Linked DNA regions of Homo sapiens: region 1 is linked to region 2. The links are chromatin loops, found by intact Hi-C in ENCODE. Cell type or tissue: chondrocyte. All regions are shown on one strand. Links, peaks and the distances in the headings refer to the core of each region. The heading gives the core; the rest is flanking DNA.

Region 1 (9,630 bases), core at 2,003-7,002, 520 kb after region 2:
CGCGGGTTCCTGCGCACCACCCGGTGATTCTGATTCAGCTGTCTGGGGTGGGTCGGGGAAGGAAGCTGAAGTTTTTAAAAGACCCTCAGTTGATGCTGGTATGGGGATTGTCCCTTTCCTACCCACAGCAGGAAGGATTTGGTGTCGGTTTTGTTTTACATTAAGTAATTTGTATTCTTTATGGCAAACTGGAAAATGAAGATTGATCAAATGTTGAGTTGAATCCCTCTAGTCCCTCACTCCGCCACCACCAACACCACTGCTAATATCTTGGCTTCTATCATAGGTCTAGCTCAATAGTTTTCCCCTTAGCTCAGTTTCTCTCCCCTGAAAGGTTCAAGTTTGGGCTCCTCTTTCTGTGCCTGGGTTGTTTCTCTCCCAGAGGGAGGTGCTCGCTCCTGATGTTCGCTGTTCCCAAACCCCTATAAGGATCCTTCAGTCCAACCTCTTGGGTGGGGAACAGAGGGGGTCCGTGAATCTCCAAGGTCCTTCTCCTGCTTGCCAAACTGAGGGAGGAACTCCCACTAGCCCTAGGTGTAGCAGGGGGCCCGCCAGCAGTCCCTGGGGCTCTCTGCTTGGGGGCGGGCATAGGAGGGGAGGTGCACACTGGAGAGGAGGCGCGCGGGACCGGAGGCGCACACCGGAGGGGAGGTGCCCCCACCAAAATTTAAGTGCGGCGCAACATGCACCACAGGTAGGGGCACTACCAGGGCAAAAAGACTTGGTGAATGCGAGGGCCGGGCCTGATCAAAGGTGCGTATGGTGGTACCAGAGCAAGGCGGAACAGCTGCTCAGTGGTCCGCAACCGGGTCAAGGGACAAGAAGACGATTCTGGATTGTAGGCCGCCCGAGAGCGCCCCCAGGAGCCCATCACTGCGAACACCCACTGCCTCTGGGCTTGCATTCTCTGCCTCCCCAGAGACGCAGGCATTTTCTCCCCTGAAAAAGACCCCTCCCCATACCAGCCTAGACTTTCCCAAGGGAACTGAGGCCACTTCAATCTAAAGCCCTAAGTATAGGCAAGTTGTGTTCCACAATTCTACTTATAGGGATTTAATATGAAAAACACATGTGCATGTCCCTGTGCATTAAGCTACTTAAATCAGCTAATACTCAAATCTGGTCAACAATGTACTAGACGCTGTAAGTACAGCAAGGGGAGAGGCCCCTGCCCTTGTATGGCTTCTAGGGGGGAGCCCCCACGCTAAAGGTAAAGACAAATTGCATAAAATGTCTGGACACGATGCGAACAGGTGAGAATAGCGTAGGTACAGGCCGCCAGGGAGGAAGAAACTTGGAACTTTCAAAGACGTAAAGAAAAATTCGGAGCGAGTCTCACTCGCTGTGGTCCAACAGGCAAGTCCTGGCGGGTGGCAATATATGTGAAAAAAACAGTCATACAGATAAAACAGTAGACGGCAGCTATTGCTGTTAAACTTCCGTCCTACTTGGGACGAAATCCATAACGCACTCCGCGGTCCGAAGTTGTGGGGTCTCGGAGCTTCCAGGTGTGTCTCGTGAACTGCACAAGCATTTTTTTGTCCCCATGCGTCCTACCTGGCAGTACAGGCTGGTCACGCACGCCCTGTAAGACCAGTGGCCAGCCTCCATACTTTCTGTCACACCTTCAAAGTGACACCAACTTATGTTATCAGCCTATTAATTTAGCAAAGTTAAAAGGGATAAAAAATAACAAAGCCTTCAGAGTGACAGATTATACCGAATTTATTGCATAAAAGGGTCAGTAAGCACCCGCGGGTCTCGAACCCCAGCACAGAGATGGACAGATAGAAAGTCCGGCATGAGGAGGTAACCGCTTGAGCTAACTCCGACCCGGGTAGGAGTGTGCGACTGAAACTTCTAAACCATAGAAGAGTGACGATGTGGAGAGGGACGGGCTGCATGTGCTCCCCGCCCCCGAGAGGCCTGCGTCATGCGGTCTCGCCCGCTCTGCGCCAGGCGTCCTGCTAACGTGTCCTGGAGGGACTCTCAGTTCCTCCCGCCCGCATCCTGCGCGGGAACCGTGGAAGGGGGCAAAATCCACCCACTGGAGGGGAGGCAGGAGGGTGCGGGGGGGCGTGTGGGCCGTCTACCTAGGTCCAGCAGCCAGGCTGCTGAGGAGTACCCCCGCCAAAGGCTTTTCGGGGTTCTCTCCAGCAGACGGGGGCAGCCTAAGGCCTCCATAAAATCTCCCCGAAGCAGCCTATGAACTTGCCAAAGGCAGGGGTTCTGTGGTTTCATTTCTTGCCAGGTCCTGGGCTGGACCCTGGAGACGGAGTTCATCATCAGCAAATCCTCTTTGGGTGGGGAGTTGAATGAATTAATGAGTGATTAGCAGGGCACTAGGGCCCAGGAGTAAGCCCAGAATTGAGATCACAGGCTGAAGATTTAAAAGCTTCATAGCTCAAGAGAAACGCTCTGTTAAGGCTGAAGGAGAATAAATCATTCCTCTTTTTCCCCAACCCATCCCCTTGTCTACACTACTTTTCTTTTGAAAGATTCAGGAGCTGGATGGAGAAAATTGCTAACAAAGAAAATGGGACCTTCAGAATATTAATAATGTCCCTGTTTGTTGAGCACACACACACCATGTGCCACGCTCTGGGTTAAACATTTACCTCATTTCATGGCCGGAACAACTCTGAGATCCATAATGTTGCCCCCATTTTGCAAATGAATAAACTGAGAATCAGTGGTGGTAAGTAACTGAAATGTTAGGAATTAACAAAAAGTGACATATTCAGGAACAGAACCAAAGTTTGAACTCTCAAGAAAGAGTTGCCTGTAGTGTATGTCTGTCTGCCTGTCTTGCTTAAAAGTATCTCAAACAACTGGTAAGCTGCACTAGACAGGGATCTTCCATTCTGTTCTTTGCTGTCTCCCTATATCCTCCTCAGTTCCTAGCCTGGTCCACAGTAGACACTCAATAAACATTTAAGTGAGTGAGTGACTGGGGATAGTAGGACCCCATTATACTAGAAACTGCGCTGTCCCAACCTGGGTTTGAATCCAGCTTCCCCTCTTCCTAGCTGTGTAGCTTTAAACTTTTTAATTGTTTTTCATATTCATTTTGTATTAAACAAAAACCACGAGTACAGTAAAAATTAAAACAATAAAGGTAGTGAAAGCCCACCACCCTTGACCTAACTGCAGCTTCCAATCCAGATCTCTCCCCAGAGGTAACCACTGTTTTTTAAAATTTTGCTGTGTCTCCTTCTAGTCCTCTTTCTATTATATAAAGATAATTAAAAATATATAGCTTTATTTGGGTTATGGCTGTGTTTTGATATGAAGGACTGCACTGTACACATTGTTCTGCACCTGCTTTGTGGGAAATTCCACAGCATGCCTGGGAGGTCCCTCATTATTTATAATGGCTCCCCAAGAGTGCATGAAGCATGATTTGTTTTGCCATCCCCTGTTAGGGCTAGACATTGAAGGTTTTTTTGTTTGTTTGTTTTTTTCCATGAGTTTACCAATAGCGCTCCAATGAACACCTTTGCACACGCCTTTTTGTGAACATGGGCAATTTCATGAATGTGAGGATAAACTCTCAGAAGTGGAATTGCTGGGCTGAATAGCATATATGTTCATTGTAATTGCCAAGTTGTCATCCAAAAATGGGGCTATTGATAACATACCCCTGATGGAGGGAGGTATGGGAAGTTATGCTGAAATAACACATTTTATTCAGGCTAGGTACCTAGTAGTCTCGGTAAACAATTACAAAAATAACTGCCAATGACCATTTCCCCGCTAGCCATTTCCAGCTGCTGATCTGATCCAGCCCTGGCTTCGTTGCCTGGAGCCTGGATTTAGTAATGAAAACTGGCCAGCAGAAAGGACCCAGCGGGTGCGTTCCAGGTGCTCCCCCTGGTGGGGAAATGTCCCTGGACAGTAAGGAAATCCCCTGTCTTTGTACACTCTAAATCAAATCACATCCCCTCCCAGCTCAGCACCTTGAAAGACCTCCTCTCTTATAATCCAATCCAGACAGGGTTTACTGGATGATCAGGTGCCCACCTAACTTTCTGGCAGTACCTGGTGCCCCTCTCCTCTTTCTTTGCTCTGCTGCAACCACCTTGCCTTCTCTGGTTTCTCAGGCATGCCCTTTCCATCCTGTTCACTCTTTCTCAGAGATTCCCCACCCTCCAATCTCATTCTTTAACACTCAATTCTTATGCCACCACCTCAGAGAACTCTTTGTTGAACACTCTGTCTAAAGGGCCAGGCCACCTCTCTCCTCTCCACACACTCTCCTTACTCTTTGTTGCATCACCCTACGTCTTTCCACCATTAACAAGACATTAACCCAGACATTGCCAAATGTGGTAGAGACAAGTGTCACGAAGACAGAGACCATATCTGTCTTACGTATGCTATTTGTCTCCCAGTGCCTGCCACAGCACCTGGCAGTAGAAAGTGCTCAACATTTGTTACGTGAATGGATGAATTAATTAATAAATGATACCAACAAGCTGGAGTAGAATTGAAATTGAAGGCTAGCAGCAGGTGAGGCAGGACATACCTCCTGGGGTTTTTGTTTCCTGCCCTTCATATGCCCTTTCGTGATCAATATAATAATTTTTTCCTGGGGTAGCCTTTAGTCAGAGGCATTATCCTGAGTGCCCTGGAATAGTGAAAAGAAGATAGAGGAGCTTTCCACAACTTTACTTCCATAATCTTCACCAAACTCTGCAAGGTAGAACCTTTTATTTGCTGGATGAGTAAACTGAGGCTCAAAGGTAAAGTAGCATGTCCAGCTAGTGTTGGGCTCAAAGAATGGGAGTACCTGGTGAGGGGAAGGTTAGAAAACAGTCTCTTCCTCTAGTCCAAAAGGACATATAGTCTGAAAGGAAGTTCAATCTCATGCTTGTGCAATGGTGGTACTTCTCAGTGGAGAAATGTATACTGGCTAAAATTCAGTGGCAGGCTCATCTATTCAGCATACCTTTAAAGATCATCTACTTTGTGCCAAGCCCTTCAGGGTTGATTAAGGGGGTAATTTCAGCCTTCAAAAGCCTTACAACCAGGACATGTAACAGATCATTGTTCTGTAGGATGTCAAGTGATATATTTGGAGTATGTACAGGCAAGGCTATCACATATGGCCAAATTGTGCATAACTCAAATCTGGGTGTTGCCCTTCAGAATGACTGTGATGTCAATGGTACTCTCCAGAGTTATGCAGTGTACAACCTGAGCAAGCATACGTGGCTACCAGTGGGAATGGGATAAGTCATCTGGATTTAGGTGCACAATCTGACAAGTGAGAAGAGAATAGAAAAGAGATCTCAGAGGAGCATCAGTATGTAGCGTTCTGTGAGAGAAGAAAAAGCTTAGAACCAAGGCATTAGAGAAGTCAACAGAACAGGGACCAAGATGGAGGTGAGGCCAGCAGTGCCAGAGGCTGCACACAGTCAATCTCCCAAATGACTGTGGCAACAAGGAGTATGTTGTTCACCTTGGCAGGAGTGGTGAGACTGAGAGTCAGCTTTTTGATGGCTGAGTAATGAATGGGACATGGGACACAGTGTGCATGTTCAAATCTTTCTGGAAGTTGGGCTGTGAAAGGAGAGAGGGAGCAAGGGTTGTAAGGATATTCAGGACTAGGGAGAGCTTTGTCTTGTTGTAGGTTTTTCAGATGGGAGCCTGGAGCATGTCTAAACATTGTTGAGAAGAAGCAGTGGCAAAAAAAAAAAAAGTTGAAAATACATTAGAGAATGTTTTCACTAGCATAATTCATATAGGAAGGTTGCAGAAGAAGTGGGATTCATAGTAGGCAAGGATTCCAAATGATAGCTAGTCAGGATTCCAGAAGGCTTCATGGAGGTGGCATGCCTTAGTCCTGGGCAAAAGGGGCCCCTGCCCTAAGCCTAATGCTTTAAAGAGCCCTCCCTGGAAACCTCTCCACAGTGTGATAAGGAACTGTGAAGGAACCAAGGGAAAGGTTTGAACTCTATCTCCTGCCATATACAAAACGCAACCATTTAAAAAAATTAAATTTAGGTAATGATAAAGCATAGATTTAAGTGTATAACCTAACCCAGAACTCTTTTAGATCATGCTCTACATTACCAGAACACTCAAATCACCTGCCAGAATGGCACTGTGCCCACCTGCTTTCAGCATCTATGTAGGCCTTTTTCTCAGGGCATCCTTCCAAAGACAGAGCATGCCAACAGGGAAGCCAGCTCATTTTATGAGCCAGACAAACTCTTTATAAGAAAACAGCAGAAAATGTCCCTTATGAACATAGATGCAAAAATTCTAAATAATAATTTAGCAAATACAATCCAACAATCTATACAAAGGATAATACAACATGACCAAGTGGGGTTTATCCCAGAAATGGAAGATTGGTTAAACATTTGAAAATCAATCAACATAGTTTACTATGTTAAAAAACTAAAAAAGAAAACTCACATTATCATAACGATAGATACAGAAAAGGCATTTGAACATTTTAACATCAGGAATGCCTGATTTTTTTAAAAAAAAAACCTCCCAGCAAACTAGGAATGATAGGAAACTTCCTTAACGTAATAATGGCCTCTACCAAAGGGATACCACTAATAGCATACTTAAATAGAAAAGACTGTTTTCCTCCTATGATCACAAACCAAACAGGAAAGCCTGCTCTTACCATTTTTTTAACATCATATTGAAGGTTTTAGCCAGTGTAATAAATCAAGTAAAAGAAATAAAGGGTATCCAATTGAGAAAGGAAGAAGTAGAATTGTTGGCAGAATATAGAAAATCTGAGGGAATCTAGAAAAAGCTGCTAGAACTAGTGAGTGAGTTAGCAAAGTTGCAAGATACAAGATCAGCATACAAAAATAAATTGTATCCTCATTTATTAGCAACAAGCAATTAGACATTGAAATTTTTTTAAGTACCATTTATAAAAGCACAAAAAAGTTATGAAATACTTAGGAATGGATATGACAAAATATGTGCAAGATCCATAACTGAAAACTACAAAACACTTCTGAGAGAAATTAAAACCTAAATAAACGGAGAAACATATCTTGCTCATGGGCCAGAAGACTCAATATTGTTAAGTTGTCAATTCTGTCCCAATTGTTCTGCAGATTCAGTACACTCCTGATCAAATCCCAGCAGGCTTTTTTGTAAAAAGTTGACGAGTTGATTCTAAAATTTATGTACAAAGTAAAGGACCTATGTTAGCCAGACAACTTTGAAAAAGAAGAATAAATACGGAAGGCTATCACCACTCAATTTTAAGTCTACAGAAATCAAGACAGTGTAGTATTGGCGTAAAGATGGACAAACAGTTCAATGGAACAGAACAGACTCCAAAAATAGGCTCACACATATATAGATAACTGATTCTTGACAAAGTTGCAAAGGTAATTAGATGGAGAAGGTGTAGTCTTTTTAACAAATGGGGCTGAATCAACTGGTTATCCATATGCAGAAAAATAAAGTTTGAACCACACTTCCTCCCATACACAAAATAAAACCATTAAATAAAAATAAAAAGTAATGCTGGATCATAGATTTAAACATATAACTTAAAAAGCATGAAGCTTTGGCTGGCCATGGTGGCTCACACCTGTAATCCCAACACTTTGAGAGTCCAGGGTGGGAGGATTGCTTGAGGCTAGGAGTTCCATACTAGCCTGGGAAACATAGTGAGACCTTACTTATAAGAAAAAATTAATTAATTAAAAAATATTTTAAAAGTAAAAACCATACAACTTCTAGGAGAAAATCTTTTTGACCTTCAGTTAGACAAAGATTTATTAGATGAAAGATCAAAAATCAAAAGAATCACAAAAGAAAAAAATTGATCAACTGAATTACATCAAAATTTAAAACTCTGCTCTCTAAAAGATGCTGTTAAGAGAATAAAAAGACAAACCACAGACTGAGAGAAAATCTTTGTAAATGGTATACCTGGTAAACGGCTTGTATACAGAATAAAAAATAACTCAATAGTGAGAAAACAAACAGCTCATTTTTTTCCATGGGCCAAAGATGTGAATAGACATTTCACCAAAGAAGATATATGATAGCAAATAAGCACATGAAAAAAAAAAATCTCAGCATTGTTAGTCTTTAGGGAAATGCAAGTTAAAACCATAGTAAGATACTACTCCACATTTATTACAATGTTTGGAACAAAAGGCCATTTTAAGTGTTGGCAAGGATGTGAACACATATGCTGCTGATGGGGATGTAGAATGATATCATCACTTTGGAAGAGAAAGAGTTTGGCAATTTCTTAAAAAGCTAAACATACACCTATCACATGGTCCAGCCATTCTATAAGATATTTACTCAAGGGAAAAGAAAGCATATATAGAAACAGAATCTTGTACATGAATATTCCTAGTACCTTCATTTATTATAGCCCCAAACTGGAAACGACTCAAATGTTCCTAAACAGATCAACGGATAAACAATCTGTGTTATATTCATACGATGGGATACTACCCAGCAACAAAAGGGAATGAAATAGTGATATATGCATTAATGTGGATGAATTTCATAACAATTTTTCTGAAAGAAAGAAACCAAATGAAAACAGTACATACTGTATTGCTCCATCTATATAAAACTCTAAAAAATGCAAGCTAATCTATTTTGACAAAAGTAGATGCAGAGCAAAGGTTGCCTGGGGCTGGGGGGTGGGTAGAGTTGGAAGGTGGGAGGGTAGACTCACAAAGGGGCAGAGGGGGATCTTTGGAGTGTATTTGATATGTTCCCAATCTTGACTGTGACGATGTTTTCATGGAGGTATACATGGGTATATACAATATCAAAATCAATCACGGACAGTTTATTGTGTAATCAATTTCACTTCACTAACGCTATTAAAAGACTATATAGTATATGAGTCTCCTTATGTACTCTAGTCTGGGGCTGCACAAATGTTAGGAACCAGCTTGGTGATAGGACATCAGTGGAAAAGAGTTAAACATTCAGAAAGATGAGGAGCAAAGAGCCTTTTGTGAGTGTGTCTGTGTGAGTGTGCTGTGTTTGTGAGAGACAGAGAAAGGATGTTTTTCTCAATCGCCCAAATACCCAGAGGTTTCAAAAAGTCACCAGATAATATAATTAACAGCAAGTATTTATTTAGCTACCACCACGTCTCCAGGCTTGTGTCAGATTCTTGACAAACTTGTACACTAATCCTTTTGATACTCTCAACAAATTTACACTATTTTGGCAGTTTAGAAAACTGAGGCTCAGAAACCTCGAATCAGCTGTCCAAAGTTGAACCGCAAGGAAATGACAGGGCCAGGACCTTCTGGACTGACAGGGTGGACTTGTTTCCTCTCCCTTTCTCCGGCCCCTCCCTGCAGATAGCTCCCAGTTGGGTGGCTCCAAGCCACTGCACGTGGGCGGGTGCTGAGACAATGGGCCAAGCCTGTCCAAGTGCTCAGCTCTCCAAGGTTAGATATTGCGTGCAGAGCTATATATAGCTGATTGTTGGGAGGAAAGAGAAAATAAGATTTACTTTTTGGAGGCTCAGAGGATTTGGGCAACTTGAAGGCCTTTGCGGGACAGAACCGAAAGGTCATTGTCTAAGCACAGTTGGAGTGTGGTTTCTTGGCAGGGGGGAGGTGTCCTGGCCCAGGAGGTGTGACACGTTCCTCT
Region 2 (9,630 bases), core at 1,795-6,794:
TCTGGAAAGCTGGAGGGTTTCATGAAATAGTCACATATTTCAGGCTGGGTCTGGCATATTTTAGCAGCTCTAGAAATGATAGTTTTGATGATGATGATGATGATGACATGATGATGATTGGCCCAGAGAGGAATTCCAGGCCCAGAGAAAGCAAGAGATCTTTGCTTTTAGAAGCTGCTTATTCTTCATTGAGCTGGAAACACTCCCTTTCCTATCTGGGAGAGCATATCTGGAGAATGGACTTTTGGGATAAATATGCTCTTTTAGGACAAGTATATTAAACTCACTTCCACTGAGTGGCTTCTTCAGAAACCTGCCTGTATTAGTCTCTTCTCAAGCTGCTAATAAAGACATACCTGAGGAGGGGTAATTTGTACAGAAAAAGAGGTTTAATGGGCTCACAGTTCCGCATGGCTAGGGAGGCCTCACAATCATGGAGGAAGGTGAAGGAGGATCAAAGGCACGTCTTATATGGCAGCAGGCAAGAGAGTATGTGCAGGGGAACTGCCCCTTACAAAACCATCAGATCTCATGAGACCTACCCACTATCATGAGAACAGCAAGGGAAAAACCCACCCCCGTGATTTAATTACCTCCCACCAGGTCCCTCCCACAACACGTGAGGATTATGGGAACTACAATTCAAGATGAGATTTGGGTGAGTACACAGCCAAACCATATCACTGCCTTTCACCTTATTTTTGAGGACTGCAGTTGAGGCTTGTTTGTGAAACTACAACGCGTCGATTTCTTTGATTTCCAGGCACTTGAATTTAAAAAAACTTTCTGAGTGTATTGAATTTTTCCAAAAATGAGCCTTTTGGTGTTCTAAAAAAACCGGCTGATTCTACTAGAATGGGGTAGAAAATGGGAACTGCTCAATTACTCATGAAAATCTTCTGCCAACAGTTTCTGAACTCAAAGGAACAACCATGCGATGTGGAGGAGAAAATGGATCCAACGTTTTTTCCGGGGATTAAAAGTGAGTCGGAAATTGCCAGGACTTGGGAGAAAAAGGCTCTTGTTGAGTTCCCCTTTGAATCACCGAGTCCCTTTCTCTCAGAGTGCTAAGTGTTGAGATGCAGCGTCCTTACTGCCTAGAAACCCAACAAAGACTGGCTTGGTGGCTGCTTTCAGGTTTCAGTTCTATGTAGAATTTTAACCATGAAAAGATACAAAGATTGGTTTCTTCTGAGTCCTTAACTGAACACCACAAAGAGGGACAATTAGAGGGGCACTAGGCTACTGTCTCTCACCAGCTGTGCTGCTGCTGTTTGGAATCTTGGGACCCTAGGAGCCGCATGGGGTACACCATCCCAGCCCCCTCCATTCCCAGTGCTCAGACACACACCACAGACTCAACCCTCCAGGGGTGGCGCTTGCTGGGTGCTGGGGAGGCTGCCTGCTGCAGTGGAGAGAGGATGGATCTTTACTTAGCTTTGTAGGCTGGTGTGTCACTGACTTGTTGGGTGTCCTAATCTGTAAAATGGAATAATAACGCCTGGATTGGAGGCCAATTATTAGGATGAGGTGAGATAATCATGGATACTGTTGGCATAGTGTATGAAGGCAATAACGGTAGCCATTTATATAATATAGTTGTTCTCTCCATTGTGCCCACCCTTGATTTATAGTGCAGATACCCTTCTGCCCATCTTTGAAAGCCCCCTCTCCGCCCACTACCGCAGACCATTCCCAGCTCCCTATACTCTGCTCTGACTGAGCGGGTCTCCATGGTTTCCCCTGTTCATCTGCTGGTTACACATGTGAATAAGGGGCTGGTGCCCCTGACCTTGAGCAAACGTCTCGATCTTCCTTATAAATGGAAAGGGATTGTGACATCTCCCCCCTAGGGATCACTGCAAAGGAAAAATTAGACAGTGGAAACCAAGTACCTAGTACAGGGCCTGGCCCCTGGTAGATGCTGAATAAAACCCCCTTCCGCCGCCTCCCCCTAGAACGTGAGCCAGAAAGGACATCTGAACAGACAAAGCAGCTCCCACAAAGGCCATGCGCTGCCTATACGCATAACTTAGGAGGCTCTCTCAGCAGCTCACCTGGTTTGTGGTGTGCAGCAGAATGGGCATGTGTCTAGAGTTTGCACTCAGACTACTAGGTTCAAATCCTTCGTCTGCCACTTTCATCAAAAAGTTATAAATTTCTCTAAGCCCTAGATTACTCGCCTAAAAAAGGATTGTAAAAAAAACTACCTAACATTTAAATGATTCCAGGATGAAATGTCAGGAAGCATGCAAAACAGCCCATAATCAAAACGCAGCAAATTATTATTGGTGTTCAACAAATATTTGAATAAACATTTCTACAGTTTTCACACGAATAGTTTCACTAGCTACATATACTTAGTAAAATTGTGTGCTATAATATACTTACTTGTATCCTGACCTTTGAGTATTCAGTTTCCTTTTATTTTTATTTATTTATTTTTACCTGTGGTAAATGATGCTTCAGTGAACATCTCCATGCAGCTATCAATTTCTTCCACTGAAAGTCTTCCCTGAGGATAGACTCCTAGAAATGGCATTGTTCACTTAAAGGGCTTATTCAGCAATTCCTGAAGATATTTCTATAATACCACACTGGAAAGAGTTGCTGCAGAGAGATATTTGATAACACAAAACACCCAGAAAGGGTTCTGTTATGCTCAGCAATCACTCCTAATGGAGATCTTCCTTCCACGCTAGCTTTTTATTTTACTCTATTAGGTTCAAATCCATGGCTTTAAACCTTGTTACATTATGTGATTATTTCAATTTTGAATCCATTGGGGGCTGTTATTCATAGGTACTTGTTTTTTAAAGCCTTGTTAATGATAAAGTTGATGTAATTATAAAGTTACTTATTTTTTGCAACGGGGCTTTAACCAGTTTTTCTTTTTTGCCTTTATTTATTAGACTGAGGGGTTTGACTCTAACTTAGGCAAAAACAGAATGAGTTGGCTCCTATAAACTGAGAAGGGCTGTACAAGGCAAAGCGAGATCCAGGGGCTAACCCATGCGGTCTTAATCCCGTCACTCCATTTCTCTGCTCTGATTCCTTCTGTGTGTTGGCTTTGGTCTCAGGCAGGTTTTCTTCACAGGACCTCAAAACAAACTTCTGGTTCTCTGAGTTCAAGTCTTTACGGCTTGGGACCCAAAGAGAAAACAGGCCTGTTTTTCCAGCTTCCATCTAGTAAATCTTGTGAAGTCTCTCACTGGCTTTCTTGGGTCAGGTGTCCATATCTGAGCCAATCAATGTGCTGGGGGAAGGATCCTGGGCTCTGATTGGCCAACCTGGGTCATGTGCACCCAAGTCCTGTGGCTAGCATCAGAGTGCATGGAATCATGATTTACAGCTCCCCTGGGCCTCACGGGGAAGAGAGGGATGCTGGATGAAGAGGAGGGTGAGTTACCGAGCTTCTCTGGACGTCAACGTCCTGTTCTGTGAAACGGAGATTACAGCAGTGCCCACTTCCCAGGCTGGTTGTGCAGGTTACATAAAACAATGTGCTTGTCACTCTACCTGGCATGGAGTAAGTTTCATTAACTGTTAGTTTTGAGGACAGCCACAATAGTCATACCTACTAGGGTTAAGTAAATCTGATTAATATAAAGGCATTTTACCTGGGCATGGTTGCCCTGTAGCCCTGTAGCTTTTGAAATGGGAGGAGAGTCACCAAGTGGCATTCCGAATGTCTTCCTAGAAATGTTGGAAAATCCCTAATCCTCCCTGTGCACTGTGCCTGGCACAAGGCAAGAGCCTCTTTCCCTTCTTTCATTTTTATCTTTTCCTAGTCTTCAGGCCCCTCCTGATCTCTGCCCTGTAGCTACTTTTTTACCCACCTGTAATTATCAGCAGCTACCAATTACCCAGCCACCCAACTGTGGGGAAATAAGGGTAACTGTGGGTTCCTGGGGCTCGATCACTCCCTCCCAGAGGTGCATGCCCAATCAGAGGGTAGCAGGAATGGACGAAATCCTTCCCTCGGGCACCTAAGAAGGTGACTGTTGACTGCATTTTCTACCTTTGAGAGGAGTGCCAGCCTTGAGGGTGATGTGTTGTGTTCTCAGATTCAGTGCAGGGCAGCCCACGTGACTCAGTTGCTCTCACAGTGCAGCAAGATCTAAGATCTAAAATGATCTGTCTCCTCTTCCTATTTTAACATCTCTTAAATCAAAATATGCCTTCTAATAAATGTGCGTATTGTAGGTAGTGGATTACCAGCCCTCCGCAGCCCCACGCCTACCTCCATCTTATATTAAATTGATGCTGCTTCTTACCATCAGTGGTGTCATAAAACAGAAATATAGTAATGTGCATGCTAAGGGACTGTAGGCACTCAGGGACTGTGCTAAGCATTTATGTGCATGATTAGGTTTAGTCCTTCTAACTACCCTACGAGATAGGCCCAGTTATTATCCTCATTTAACTACTAGAGAAACTGAGTCTCCAAGCGGGACTTTGACCAAAGTTGCATGGTTTGTAAATGGCCAAGCCAGGATTCAAACCTAGGCAGCGCTTTCTGATTCTAGAACTGTGCTCTTATCCGATACATTATAGTTTCTTTGTTAGTTCCGAGGGTTAGATTGTGCAGCGAGGAAGCATTCTACTTTGGTTTTTATGATCAATAACTGGGTTAAAAGGGGAAGTCCCTCTGTTCCACCTTGCCTTCCCCTCCTCAGGGCACCCACCTCAGGCGCCAAGCGGCACGCAAGTTGCAAAGGCACCACAAGATGGCGCTTTCGACCTTTCTCCTTAATGTGAGCTCTGGGCCCGGACTGCCTTTCCCTGCACTTCCTGTTAATGCACAGAGATGTGTTTAGTGGAGCTGCTGCTTGACGGTTTTCCGCAGAATTAAAGCCTTGCAGCCTGTTGGAAAAGAAACAGGCCATAGTCGCGGTTGGACGCCATGAGGGGTGTGTGCACGGAAAAGCGGTGCTGTGTGGACAGAAGAACTCTGTTCAGCACCCAGATGGTGGTTGGAAACCAGTGGTGGCGTTTGGTCATTTCACAGTAAGCCTCTTCTCCTTAGGCCGATTCCTCAGTATCAAAAGTTCTATGAGTTCACTCAAGAATCTGTTTGAAAAAGAGTGAGTTAGGAATTTCAGTGTCCCTTCAAGAGCTTTTGAGAAATCTCAAGTCAAAGGCTTCCCGAACCTTCTCCCTCCCACCACACAGCCGCCTGCACGGAGGAAGGCTGCTGTGGGGTGGGGAAGTGGGGGGCACCTTGGGGAGAGTCTACCTGCTGGGCTCAGGGAGGTACCCAGGTGTGGGAGGGACGTAGGACACCCTTCAGGTCAGCTTTCCAATGACTCGGGTGAATGAATGTCACAATTTTAGGGCTGGCATGTCCTGGGTGGGAGGGTCCCAGAACCTTCTGGTCATGTGTGGATGATAACATTTCCTAATGATTCACAGAGTTGAATATATGCTCTAAAAGAAGAACCTGGACATCAGGGCTCAGTTCCAAGAAGCATCCTCCCAGCTTGCTAGCCCCAACTGACCGCTTTCCTTGTTCTCCCTCCTCCCAGCAGTTGTAAAACACCTACTCTGTGCTAGGGACTCACAGGGGCTAGGAATTCTGAGACAAAGTCTATTCACTATTGTTAGGGATCCTACATCCTAGTTGGAGAAACACACATATCTATAACAATGCGGTTTAATGTGTTAATGCTGAGGTGTGGTAAAATAGTGAGGCTCAGACAGGCCTGGGTTGAAATCCTGGCATGGCTCTCTGGTAGCTGGGTATCTTTATGCAAGTGATTGAATCTCCATCAGACTCAGTTTTCTTACGTATAAGACAAGGACGGAAGTATAGATGTCAAAAGGTTGATGTGAAGATTGAATGAGAACTTGGGTAAGGCACCTTGTCCCAAGCTTAACCCAGGGAGATGCACAAGTTTCATTGATCTCCTTACCCTCTAAGAGATTTGCAAACATTTTCAGTACACTGGGTGATAGAATGTGAATTCCAAATACTTCCCAAAGGTTGAAGTGACAGGAAAAAAACTGGTAAGATTAATTGGGGCATATGTAAAGTGGTAGGGCTAGCTTCAAAGGATCAATTACCCCAGCGTAAGATTGGAGTGGAGATACGTGTGGCATGAAACTCTGCTCTTGTGTGATGAGGCCTTGGGGACCTATTAAATGCTTGCTTAATGGATGTGACTTGGTGGCTGAGAACATTAGCAGACTTAGATGGGGTTAATAAAAGTACTGTGTCCAGGACAAAGAAAATGAGCCACAGCCACACAGCAGGTGGTTTGGGAGGGTGACCTGGAAGGCAGGGGCCTGGACACCATCACCTAGAATGGCTGAGAGGACAGCAGGGTTAGCTCAGGAGAAGGTCAGGTATGTCCCAGCATGGCCTCTGCCTTCTGAACATGTCAAGGGCTGGTACCTGAAATAGGCATTGTGCTACCTCTGTGTAGCTCTGAGGATGGAACTCAGGAAGCATCTTTTAGTGTCCTGATTTAATCCTAACACTTTTTAGCATGTGGACTTTTCCAATCATAGAGTGAGCTGCTTTTTGAGCTGTGAGGCTCCTGTTACTGGAGATATCCAAGCCACCTCTGGATGCCCTACCTGGGATTGTCTAAGGCAGGAATTACTCACACAGGGTCCAAGGAGCCATAAGGATGACATCAGGGAAGTCTAAGAATCTCCTGAAATGGTTTGCAAAATATACTGGGCATTTTTTTTTTTCAGGGAAAAGGAATCATAGCATTCATCAGCTTTTCAAGGGGGCCCAGAGTTCAAAAGCAGTTAAAAAATTTACAGCTTCAAAGAAATTTTTCTAGTGGATATAAGGTGGGACTAGATTCTAAGGTATTTCTTCCCCCAGGTTTAAGATTCCTTGGACTGTTAAATACATTTTTTAAGAAACACAAATTTATTATTATTAACTATTATTCACTGTGTGCTTATTATATGCTACACAAAGTGCTAGATATTCTATTTGAATGGTCTCATTTAGTGTCTCAAGAAATTCTTTGAAATTAAGCACTATTATTATTCTTATTTTGGAGGTGATGAAACAGGCATGGAAGTTTGCCCAAGGTCACAGAAGGTTTCAGATTCCTCTCTTGGTAGATACGTTCTTCAAGTTTGGCCTTTTTATGCCTTATAAATGTAATGTTGGCCGGGCACGGTGGCTCAAGCCTGTATGCCAGCACTTTGGGAGGCTGAGGCGGGTGGATCGCTTGAGGTCAGGAGTTCTAGACCAGCCTGGCCATCATGGCGAAACCCCATCTCAACTAAAAATACAAAAATTAGCTGGGTGTGGTGGCATGCACCTGTAATCCCAGCTACTTTGGAGGCTGAGGCAGGAGAATCACTTGAACCTGAGAGGCGGAGGTTGCAGTGAGCTGAGATTGCACCATTGCCCTCCAGCCTGGGTGACAGAGCAAGACTTTGTCTCAGGAAAAAAAAAACACAAACGTAAAGTTAATCCAGGTTGGTTAATCCAGATTTTATAGGATATAAAACTAAAGTTTCTCTTGGACATTTTAAAGGCAGATGATAATAATAATAATAGTAATAATAATAATAACAACTACCATTTATTTACTGCCTACTTTCTGTGTTGAGACATTTATCTCATTTAATACTATAGTTGTAAAGTTGGGACTGGGAGAAATTATTTTATCCACGGGCCCCTAGACTTTGAAGGAGAGGGTTGAGGACAGCTCTGCAGACAGCTGGGGGTGGACATTGGGCTGGGGGTCTGCGCCCCTTTGTGTATCTGTTCCCATGAGAAGCCATTGGAATAGATTTCCAGGGAAGTGCAGAAAACCCCTAGCATCTGGAGTGGGTGGGCATCCAGGTAAGACAGTGGCAACTGGACATTTCCTAAAGTCCCAAGAACGATGCTCTGGCCCTGGGCTAAACACAGAGAGGAAAATTGAGGCGGTAAACCTGAAGGGTTCAGGGGCCACCCCAGAGCTGCCTGGCTCCAGGTGGCTCAGAGAGGCTGTGACACCAGCAGGGACCCCATGGCTGCATCTTAGGTCTGTGCCCTCTCTTTCACCCCAGCTCCTTCAGGCTCAGGGAAAGGAGCAAGTGAGTAGCCTTCTGGTGGGCTAACACTCCAGAGTTAGGGAGTCCTCGGCAAGGTGGGGAGGGAGCTGCGCCTTTGGGTCTGGAAGGATCCCCCAACCTTCTTGGCATGCTTCAGCCTTCTACAGCCTCCTTGAATTGGAATAGGATGTCAAAGGCCCATATCGCATTACCACTCCTCTGAAGTAGCTAATCCCTCACTTAAAGCACATGCCAACCACATTGTCAAGGAAAAGTTTGCCTCAGTCCTCTTGGAAGTGCAGCTGCCTGGCTGACTTTTATTTTCTTGAAACCAGAACCTGATGCTTAAATCGTCTGGGGAATCTCATATGGGCAGACACATGGAGAGAGGGACAGTGTTTTTTATTTAGTTCTTCATTCAACAGATGAGTCTCCAAAATACCTGGTGCCTCCCAGCGAACAATCTGACAACATCAGATCCAGGCTGCAGGGAAGGCAGGCCAGGCTGGAACAGGGGATTTTAGGGTACTCTATGGGGTTAAAGAGTTACCATAACTTCTAAAGGGCCCAAACTCACTTACGAGTTGGTGATCCAAGCGGAGAGGTTGACTGATCATTCCTTAGCCGTCATATATACTTTTCTGCTAGGCCCTGTCAGTGGGGTGATTATACAGTATATCAGCCATACTCGGACTCTTTTGAGAGTGAAAGGGAACATTCTTCATAATTGCATTGGGTCAATTACCATAAACCAGGACTGTCTCAGGCCAACCAGAATATGTGGTCATCCAACCTAGGAGTGTCCAAAACTTTTAACACTGCCCAGGACAATTTAGCTTCTCTAAACCTTAAGTTCTTCATCTGCAAAACAGGACTTATAGTGGAGTTTGGTGAGAAAGAAAGTGCGGTTGTTGCTATTGTGTTGGTTAAACTTTGCTCCCCTCAAAATATGTGGAATCAGCAGGATTGGTACCCTAGTAGCTATAAATGAATTGAAGGGTATGCTTTGTCTCGTACTTTTCTTGGCTTATGACATTTTTTTTGGCTGTACCGATGTGAATACCTAACTCCAGTCTATCTTTGCAGGCCATTATTTCAGGGGAAAAAAGCCTTTGTGATTTAGAAATGATTCTTGTGTGAGCACTGCCTTTAAATAACAATGGGTTGAAAGAAAGAGCTTGTTGCTTCATCATCCCCGTTGCTCTGGGGGAAAAACTTTGAATATTAGATCAGAGTCTCATCTGCATCTAATTAGACATGCCTACCACTCATCCCGGAATATCAACTCTGTCCTCATTGTGAAATGGGGCAGATTATTTGAAATCCAGCTTTGAATTGATTTTTTACCCAACAGAAGATCATTTTGCTTCTAACCAAAGCGTTGAGTTGAACTTGACGACATCATGGTCATTTTGCGTCTTCAGTGTATTTGGTGTTGGGGGAAAACCAACCCTGCTGCTCCTCTACTGAAGTGGAATTTGTGTCTACCAAATGAGAGCTGGAGCAGCCGTTTCACAGCTCCGGGGCTCCCTTTCTGGATCGGGGGGAGAGGCTCTAGAGGAGCATGTGATTTCTGCAGATGTCTGCCTGTAGGAGACAGAACTAGACACCAGC

What was found. Hi-C counts contacts between places; a loop is a spot of excess contacts. Peaks named below come from ENCODE experiments on the same cell type or tissue, not always from the same donor. Only the 100,000 strongest peaks of a DNase experiment are listed, where the experiment ranks them.
Region 1: a loop joins it to region 2, with 2.5 times the contacts of the local background. A loop is called at or near these places in 2 of 110 quality-filtered maps.

The regions. Positions count from the first base shown.
Region 1 is chr5:136,078,763-136,088,392 of GRCh38, forward strand. It overlaps VTRNA2-1. Among named protein-coding and RNA genes, the nearest start is that of SMAD5, 49 kb to the right of the region's middle. In chondrocyte, for the core only: CTCF peaks have their summits at 3,891 (motif pointing left) and 4,135; no DNase peak of the experiment used is centred there.
Region 2 is chr5:135,556,251-135,565,880 of GRCh38, forward strand. No RefSeq gene overlaps it. Among named protein-coding and RNA genes, the nearest start is that of CXCL14, 18 kb to the right of the region's middle. RefSeq lists an enhancer at 8,918-9,438. In chondrocyte, for the core only: CTCF peaks have their summits at 4,727 (motif pointing right) and 4,944; a DNase peak (open chromatin) is centred at 4,741.